Linked DNA regions of Homo sapiens: region 2 is linked to region 1. The links are chromatin loops, found by intact Hi-C in ENCODE. Cell type or tissue: Caco-2. All regions are shown on one strand. Links, peaks and the distances in the headings refer to the core of each region. The heading gives the core; the rest is flanking DNA.

Region 1 (5,016 bases), core at 1,238-3,737:
CTGAGAAAAAGTTATCATTGCGATGACTGCTCCAGCAGCCCAGCGACCTGCAGAAGGCCAGTGTGGCCAGAGTGGGAAGCAGGAGGAGGGCTGGGAGAGGACTCTGCAGAAAGAGGTAGGGCCGGGTCGCGGAGACACTTTCAGGCCATATTTAAAAGCTGGTATTTTATTCCGAGCACAGTAAGAGGATTTTTTAAACAGGGAACTGACATCATCTTATTTATATTTTTAAATGATCACGCTGGGAGCTTGGTGGAAAATAGACTGTCAGGGAGTAGGGGTAGGATAGAAATGGAAACAGATAAAAAGCCTAGTGCAGTAGTCCAGGTGAAAAGCGAACAATGCAAGGAGCCCAGGGCAGTGCCGTTGGTGCTTAAGATGAAAATAGATGCTGATGGAGACGAGTGGGGTCCTCTGTGCCTCAGCCCGGTGCACGGGACCTCAGTTCAATGTAACCTGAGTTTTTAGGTCATGGGTGAAGCTCTAGATGAGAGTGGAGAGAAGGAGAGAAAGGATTCTGAAAAGCCTTTTCCACTAGCCCTATCCAGGGGCTCCCCACAGAACCAGCTGCCCTGCCAAGCACCCCAGCTCAGCCCCTCACCCCTCCAGTGACGCCCAGCCCCAGCACCTGCCTTGCCATGCCTTCTTCAGTGCCACCCACTCTCCGCCCTCCCCAGAGGTGGTTCTTGCCTGCTCCCCTCCAGAGCCCTTTGCACTTCCTGCCCTGTCACCGGCACTGGAGTGGCATAGCCATGAATTCCAGTTTCGGTTCCACCACTGACCTTCTGCAGTATGGGTAAATCCCATAATCTCTCCCAAGTAGCCAATGTGCCACAAATGTAAACGCAACACTGAACTAACGGAACCCAAAAGACATAATTAAAACATTTGCTTGTTTTATCTGTGCCTCTCACAGACCCTCTCCACTGATAAAACTTCAGCAGTCCCTGGACGTTTTCTGCTGCCCTCCCTCTCCTCTCCTTCCTAGTTGTGGTACAAGGTTGGGGAGGAAGGTGAATGGAAAGCAGAGGAGGTTGTAAACCAGCTCCAGGCCATCTGGGCCTGCCTGATATTTAAAGCTCTCAGAAATCTTTCTTGGTTTTCTGGAGGGTCCTCTCCCTGACTCTCAGCTGCCACTCACCTTGCCAGGGGCCATGCCTCCATCTCAGTGGGCAGTTTCCCATAACCCTCACCTATTCCAGGGTTAGAGCCCACAGCCTCTTTCTACAGGGATGTGCTCTTCCCATAGGCCACCATCTTGGGCAGGATTCCTCTTAAGTGGCTCCTGACTGATATTCCAACTGCAAGTCCTCACACCATTCCCAAGAGTCAAGCAACACTGACCCATTCTCAAAGAAGAGTCTGTGTTTATCCACGCAGCAGCCATGCTCTCTCTCCCTTCTTCTGTCCCATGCCTCTGGCCGAGGGCACAGCCTCTAGTCTTCAGATCCCTCTGGGTCCGTTGACTCCGGGCAAGGCCTCCTTTAACTGCAGTCACACATGTCAAGCCTTCCTAAGGTGCTGCTGAAGCCCCACTCCCACTCGTTTGGGAGAAGGGAACAGCACCCTCCACCCCTCTGCCTGAAGGAACGGTGTTCACAGCACAGCTCACACCGCACAAAGCCTCTGCCTAAGATTTCTCTCCTTAGTTCCTGGACTATATCTTTGAAAGCTGGAAAGAGAGTCCCAGCCATCCAGGCAACCAGAGCCCCTGGACACTTTATTATCACTAGATCTGAGCAGACTCTCCCTCTGCATTTCTTCCACCTTCATGGCCAGAGGAACAGAGGTTGTCCAGGCTCCCAGGAAAACATGGCTCTCTCTATGGTTACCTCGTCCAGATGCAAGAGGACATACAGCCCTTCAAGCATAATCCAGCTCCTGATGGCAAAAGCAGATGAAGAGAGAGCCACCCATGCTCTGCTTTGCGGTGTCCAGTCCAGGGTCTTTCAGAACAGCCACCCCTGAGAGCCGAGGGCTGGCCTGTAGAGAGGGAGAGTGAAGCTCTGTCCGACGCACCATGGGCCAAATCTGCTGCTGATCTAAATGCAGAGGGCTCTGCCCCGACCACGGAGTCGGTGCCAGCTGTTCTGGGCTGGTCAGTACTGCCTACCGGCATCAAACGCCCTTCCTTTCTCAAGCTCCCCACATGGAAGCAGTTGGAGAGCACTTGCTGAAGGGGCAGGATGTGTTTGGGGAAGTTTTCCCCTTTGGGCTGACCCAGAAGTGAGATGGAAAGAGCCCGAGGACGGTGTCTGTGATTCTTCAAGATGTGCTCACTGAGGGGCGTCCGGGAGCTGCCACTGGAGTTCCCCTCCAAGGCGGCCCCATAGCTCCGGGTTGAATGGTGCAGTGATGGGGAGGTGAGAAAGGATCCAGGAGTCCAACCAAGGTGGGCTTTATTCATAGTTCAGCCACTCACTGGACTAGCCCTGTGACCATGGGTAGGTAGCTTCCCCTCTTCTTCACCCTGGACTTCCCTTCTCGTGACACTCATCTCAATTGCAACTGCTTGTGTAGAATCTGTCATCCCAGCCACAGTGCAAGCTCCCTGAGCACACAGACCAGGACTTGGTGTTCAACCCTATTGTCCCGGCTGGGCCTGGCCCATGGGAGGTCTCCAGAAAAAAGAAGGACCTGAGTGAATAATATGAGCAGTAACTCTCCTACACTATAAATTCAATGATGCTATTATTAATCCAGAAACAGTTTCAGTATCAACACCACCCCTAGACTGGGGCAAGAGAACATGCCATCCAATTGGGCCTCTCAGGCCACAGGAGGCTGTAGGGAGGGGAAGTGAAGGATTATGGTTTTTGCCCTGGGAAATGTAAAAGGGCTGCCATTTGGTTCAAGTCACATACCCCAAATCACCCCAAGTGGATGTCCAGGCGGACAGATCACTGTGCCTTCTACTTCACCTTTGCTTGGATGACAGTTTCAGGAAACCCTGGCTTCCTGGGCAGCTTGATAAGTCAGCCTCCATCCCAGGTCCAGTGGGTCCAGGTGGGTCCAGGTAACCTGGGAGCCTGGGCCACCTTCTGCCCCACCTGCCTTGAAATCACTCAAGTTCACAGGCAGCAGGAGTGCCCAGGGGAAGAACACCAGCGTCATTCTCTGGGGATCACACTGCAGGGCACTGGGTAAGAACAGAGGTTGGCTGTGGATGTGGCATTATATACAACTTTAAAATATTTAGGCACATGCTGTGTGGGCTTCATTTGTACACTTGCTTCAAGCCCTGCAAATTCAGGGGTGTATCTGCATGGTTGCTCAATGCTCAGGCTTAATTAGTCATGAGCTATCATTCCTTTGTGCTTTTAATCAATCTTTTTAAAGTTCCTACTATGTGCTGGATATTGTGCTAGGGTCAGGTTCTTTAAGGATCTCATTGTCCTCATCAGCTTCTCCAGTGAAGCTGACATTGTTCCACAAAGTCTCATGCTTAGTCATGAACTATAAGTTCCATCCAGACCCACCTGGCTTTCTTTCACCCCATCCTTGCCAATTTTATCCCCGTACTGAGGCTTGGATCAGGTCCCCTCCTACCTCCCTCTTAATCTACATAGCTAAGTAAATCCAAGCAGCCCTTCCTGTCTTAGCCTATACATCATTACCTAATAAGCAAACCTTTCCCAACTCAACTCAGGAGAACTTTCTTCAGAGAAAACTTTCCTGGCCTTCACAATTGGATCAAGCCTCCCATCAGAGGCTCTTGTAAATATCAGATATCTTCTTAGCATGTCACACTGGCAACTTTATGCTCCAGGATTGGATTGATAACTCTCTCCCACACTAGGCTGTTGAGTTTGATGGGCTCTACTGGATTCACGGCTGAATCTCTAGGGTTCAGCACAGTGTCTGACACATAGCAGGCACTCCAGGAATATTTACTGATTGAATTAAATAAATACAATGTAATGTATGGATAAATTCAATACATATTTCATGGCTTGAATTTGACCAACACTTATTGGGTTTCCATAAAACATACTATGAGTTAAGGCAAATAGTACCAAATGAGGACCATTGACATGTATTTTTGTGGAGCTTAAATGAAATAACTGTCCAGCTATGGAATTTATGGGGAATTCATGGGAGGCCGATGAAGAGATTGTATAATTACATTCTGTGGTCAGTTCTGCTCCCATCCTGCTCTGCTTGCACTCTTTACTAAGCACTGCTTTTCCTGATACTTTTTATGAGTCCTCATCTCTTCTTCTCTTTTTCCCTCCTATGTGTTTTTCAAATGCATTCATCATCAGCAAAATCAATCTAATATGCATGCCCTTTGACCCAGATCTTTCAGCTGAAGGATTCTATCTCCTAGAAATACTGCTATCATTACAAATGACATAATACAAAGAGTGTTCACAGCAGCAGTGTTTGTAATGACAAGGAAATGGAAACAAGATGCCTGCCAATAGAGGAATGGATTCATACATTCACACTATGACCTTGCAAAGAATGTGGTAGATCTATGTTCTGATGAGGAAAGCTGCATCTAATACCTGGCCAAGGAGGAAAAAGGCAAGTTGCCATGTAATATGTACATTGTGATCCCTCCCCCACAATCAACGTACATGTTTGCATACACGTGGTAGAAATTACACATTAAATTGCAACAATGGTTACCTTTCAGGAAGGACTTGGAGGGAGCTTGGGAAGGTCACTGTTACTTCTTGCTTTATACTCCTCTGTATTATCCAAATTTATGACAAAAATATGTTATATTTCTAGCTTAAAATCTTCAGTAATGTAAGTGATTAATTTGCTTGTTTATGATCTTTCTCTCCTCTCTAGGATGTAAACTCCATATAAGCAGAGACTTTGTCCACCTTTTCTCACCATCATCTCCACTGTACTTACAACATTGCCTGGAATACAGGAAGTGCTCAATGCATATTTTTTGAGTGACAGATCAATTTTTTAAAAAGAAAATTCCATTTTGACAAAACCTATCTTTCATATCCCCCTCCCCAACCCCTCCAAGTTTTTATTGGTGAAGTGACTGGG
Region 2 (5,016 bases), core at 1,041-3,540, 300 kb after region 1:
GTTAGACAGGCCCTTAAGGAAGCAACAATGAGCCTGAGAATTCTAAGGGAAGAGGGCAGAGGAAACAGTTATAAAAGTTGTTGAGTTTTCATTAGGGAAACAATCTGGGTCTATGACAAAGGAGCCACTGAGCTGACCAAGATGAGAAAATGCTGTTTTTCCATAAGCTGTCATAACATAGACCCTCCAGGCCCTGGCAAGGGCAGGACCTGACTCCTCCTCTACAAACATTCGTAAGTGCCGACTGCATGCAAGGCTCAGCCTCCAAGTCTAATCACAGCCCAGAGCCAAGTGTCTGGAGGCAATGAGAGGAATGCGCTCTGACCTTTCAGAGTGGCAATGACAATGATAAATGAAGGGGCATTTGGATGCTCGCCCTTGACTATAAGAGGAAACAGGCAGACTGTGAACTGGGGCTCATGTTCTGAAGCTTAAGTTTCACCCATTATGCAGTTTCTAGGGTCACTTGTTGCCACAGAGTAGGGCAAGAATTTGAACTTAAGGACTGCCCTGGTGGACTTACAGACCCCTCAGCTGTCAGCATAGATCTCTGAGCTGAAAGCACATGGGCAACCTCAAAGCTTGCAATATCTTCTGCTGGGGGAGTGTGGGGGAGAAGGAAGGAGGGGGAAGTGAGGAGGTGAGAGGGACAGGGGACAGAGTAAGGAGTGGCCTGGTGGGCATGGGGTTGACTGAGGCAATATAAAAGGCTGTGCTGAAAGTCAAAACACTTGGGTCACAGTGCCAGCAGTACGCAGAGGAGTCAGGTAACCTGTCCAGCCATTACAATAGAACCAGGGCAGCACCTGCTAGGGCCAGGCATGGAGCGGGCTCCTCGCTCACAGTATCTCATTTAACCCTCAACACAACACTGGGGAAAGTACTATTATTATCCCTAATAGAGAGAGGGGGCTGCAAGAGATTTCACGCCTTGCCCAAGGTCACATAATGGCAGAGATGGAATTCTAACTTGGGTCAAGCCAATTTCAAGTTGTTAACTCATTGGTTATATGGGAAGGGTAATCACATGTGCTCTACCTGTCTCATGCATTTGTTGGGAGATCAAATGAGATGAGAAGGTGCTTTGTCAACATTAATGAGCTGTTCCAGGGTCTGCTGGTGCCAGCATGGTTCCTAGCAGTGCTGCTATCTGCATAGGTTCCTGCCCCCAACCAACTACACACCTATTTCCCACTCTCCCACTATCTCCTGAAATTCTGGCCCATGCTTCTCCCCTGGGGTGGTGGCACATTCCCCCATGGCCGCCCTTCCCCGGAGCAGCAGCAGCCCTATCCCCAGCCAAGTCTTGGCACTGGACCCGCAGGATGGGGAGGGCATGTGGAAAATCTGAGGAGATGTTTTTCTTCCTTGGGAAGGACGCCAAACTGCAGTTTGCTGGCGTTCTGTAAAGTATGCACCCAGAGAAGATTTAGTTTAGGAAGAAATGGGGGAAAGAATCCCTCACTATTTGCTTAGTGAGCTGGGTTGGCCAAGCCAGAGCCAAACCCCACATATTTGGGCTGACTCGCTATGTTTACAAAACAGGCCCATGTTCCAGGAGATGACTGGGGAGGCAGCAAAACAGTCAGGAAGGAGGGCTCTGTAGGCCTCTCTCTGGCCTCCTTTCCATCCCCCGTCTCCAGCCCACATCTGTGGCTTGCTTTCTTGGGCCTGGAAGGCTGGGGGTGGGTCAAGGGAAAGGTGGGCCACCATGACCTCTTTTGCATGGTGGCTTTCTCACTCCCTACCCCTTCAACTCCATGAAGCCCACTGTCAGAACTGACCAGAGGACACCACCTCCAGGGAGGCTTCCTAAGCCCTGAGGCTAGGTCTGGGCTCTTTCCCAAGGGCTTCCTCAGGCTCCTTCAGGGCAGAGACCCCTCCAGTTTTGCTCACTGCAGTATCCCCAGGATGGTACTTCAATGAATAAATAAATGACTAACAGCTCTGGCCTCCTATATCCCACGCTGGGGCTTTTCCCTAGTTCAGATCCAGAATTCCTTGGATCTGAACAGTGACATCCTGGGTGTTGGGTTGTGTTTGTTTTGTGTTGCATTGTTCTCCCTTGCTTTCCAGTCGTATCTCCTATGCTTCTCAGCCTTTCATTAAATGCTGCATCAACAATGAACTGCTTGCAATTTCTCACCTGTTTCTGCCTCATGCCTTTGCTCAACCTGACCCCTCTGCGCCCACCCCTCCCTGCCACTCCTAGTCAGCCTTGAAGATTCAGTCCCAACCTCTTTTCATCCGGAAGTCTCCCCTAACCCTCCCCACCCTACCCTCTCTGTCTCCCCCTTTGGTTAGAGGTCTCTTATCTCAGATCCCATAAAAACCTTGCCACGCTTATCACTGTTTACATAGCTGTCCCTGCTCCCAGACTCCAGGCTACTTGGGAGCAGGGAACGTGTCCTAATTGCATCTATCCCTTGCCCTTAGCACAGCGCCTGACATGCAGCAGCTGTTCAACACATGCTTGCTGAATTAATTCATTAACTAACATATGCAGAAGCTAATAATAGCATGCAATGTCATGGGGCCGAGTGTGCATGAGATCCCAGCAAATGCTGTGAGCAAAGAGGAAGAAGCCATTGCCGTGGGCCCGAGTGACTTGGGTTGGGGAAGAAATGGTGTGGAAAGAGAAACCGACGGGGCATACAGCGCAGAAGGCAGAATGGAGGCAGGATGGAGAACGGTCATCGGGTAGCAGGGTGAAATGAGAAAAAGGCCAGGCTTTTAAAAACATAAATCAATCACAGCCTACTCCTGCTTAAAACTCCAGTGGCTTCTCTCTGTGTTTTGGGAAAAATCCAAACATCTTGTCAAAGCCTGCGAGGCCCCTAGATCTAGCCCAGACCTCAAACTTTGGAAAAGAGGAAACTATGTCCCAGAATAACAGTTACAGGGATGCTATGATCATAGTGTTTTTATTTAAAACGCTGGTTTTTGTCTAAAAAATTTTAGCAAATCATGTGTAATATTTTTTCACCACAGATGTATTTGCCTTCGGTTTGAAATCCCAAGTACAATTTTCCAGAGCTTTTTTCTTATGTGAACCAAGTCCTGTGAGCCTTTTACATAACACAGTTGAAATTTTTGTTTTTTCCATCATGACCCATTTGAAAGTTGCCCTATTTAATGCCGTAGGAGCCTATTTCGGGTTTGTTTATCTTTTAAATTGCTACGGGACCTTAATGTTACAGCCTTCAAACAGGGTCTTCTGAGAACTAGGGAGAGACAAGTTATTTGTTTGATCCGTTGCTAGCTGCTGAGGCCTCTCTTCATGCCAGTCACTGAGCCAGGAGTGACACCGACATGTTCCTTCCCACAAAGAACTTATGATCTGAGAGGAGACGGCACACCCAGTATCAGGTGGTGATTTTCAAGGCAGGCACTGAACTGACCACTTTACATACCTTATCTCCTACTCTTCCAATAATCAGGGGGTTGGAAAATATTACCCTCATTTTATAAATAAGAAAACTGCAGCTGAGAGAGACCAGAGACTTACCCAAGGGTGGCATCAACTGAGTGGCAGGATGGGAACCTGAGCCCAGGTGTGCCTCCACCGCTGCACTTTGCCTTGGTCTAAAACAAAACCAGACTAGCCATACAAAGGAAGAGAAGCAATGGCTACAAACATTCTGAGTAGAAGCAGCTGTCCCACATTTCACCTAACCCACCCCTGCCCCCACGGAATGAGGTAATAGTTAACAGCTAACAGGTGTTGAAGATCTGTGCCTGCCTGGCCCTTTTGTCTAACTCTATTCCCTGTAATAACCTCCAAGGTAGGTAATGCAATTCCATTTTACAGTGGAGTCTCTGGAGATGCTCAGAGAGGCTAAAGAATTTGTGCTGGGTGACACAACTAGAGGCAGGGTCAATATTCAAATGCTGTCTTAAGGCAAAGCCTTATTCCCCTACTTCTCCCAGCTTAGATAAAGCAATGAGCATCAGACAACTTGGTTTATTATAGCTCCAGGAAGATTACTGAGAAAGGATGTCCAAAGTTGTGCTTAGCAGAGAAACACTAGTCCTGAAGCAGGAACTTATGGAAATACAGAGAAAAGACTTAGTTTCTAAAAAGGCCAGTAAGAACAGGCCCAGGACACTGGGAAGGAAGATCTCCTGCAGCATCACAGCAGAGCAGGGGAGTCTGCGGCTATCATCATCAATTCTAAAATAGCATGGCTCTCAACAGAGCCTGGGCGAAAGCCAGATTACCCCAAGGCCTAACTGATCAATAAACACGTTCTACAGTGAAAGGTATATAGTCAACTTTAGGAATCAAAAAAACAGCAAGAGCCACCAAGGACAATCAGAGATGAGAGCCCAGAGAAAGTGCCGACAGAAAGGTCGGAGAGGACAGGAATTGATACTGACAGAGCAGGACTTGTTCGACGCCCCAGGGCTTGGCACAGAGCAGGCAGGTGTTTATAGCACAGTGGAGTTCCTTCCTATTCCAAGCAAACTGTATGCACCTGGGGGAGTGGAGATGGAGACAGAGAGAAAAGAGAGGGAAGAAGAGAGACTTTAAAACGATGCTTTGACTCCACCAGACATTATACTCCATGAACGCATGCCCCTGAGTAAATATGAGAAGGGAGATGGGCCAGGTCCCCTGGGGATCTCTTAGTGAGAGCTTCACATGACATTAAAGGTGACTGTTGTGTTCAAAGGTATCTTTCATTCATCGTGACTTCTAAATGCAAGCCAATCAATTCATCTTGTGCTCATCCAAAGACAGTGAAATGTTTGAATGCTGAAAAATAAGATCTCTGTGACGGCCTGAGTGAAATACTGCAAAGGGTCACTTTCCAATGCAGAGTCATGGGGAATTTTGACTGCATAAGCTTTTAATCTTTTGTGCTGACTTTGGAACCATCCCCAGGTCCATAAGACTCCACTGTCTGGATGCCTGATACTCTGAAGGCCCAGGGCCCAGAGCCTGAAGTCTGACATGAACTGATATGTGTTTCATGAAAATTGGTATTGTTTTTAAAATAAAGACAGCTAAGT

What was found. A loop is a pair of places that touch in the nucleus more often than their neighbours do. Peaks named below come from ENCODE experiments on the same cell type or tissue, not always from the same donor. Only the 100,000 strongest peaks of a DNase experiment are listed, where the experiment ranks them.
Region 2: it touches region 1 in a loop (6-fold over the local background); 1 of 110 quality-filtered maps calls a loop at or near these places.

What each region holds. Positions count from the first base shown.
Region 1 is chr10:91,290,174-91,295,189 of GRCh38, forward strand. No RefSeq gene overlaps it. Among named protein-coding and RNA genes, the nearest start is that of PCGF5, 72 kb to the left of the region's middle. In Caco-2, for the core only: no CTCF peak of the experiment used is centred there; no DNase peak of the experiment used is centred there; H3K27me3 peaks cover 157 bases.
Region 2 is chr10:91,589,170-91,594,185 of GRCh38, forward strand. The region is part of intron 1 of HECTD2-AS1 (HECTD2 antisense RNA 1); the gene reads right to left. Among named protein-coding and RNA genes, the nearest start is that of HECTD2-AS1, 20 kb to the right of the region's middle. RefSeq lists an enhancer at 1-2,797. In Caco-2, for the core only: no CTCF peak of the experiment used is centred there; a DNase peak (open chromatin) is centred at 2,362.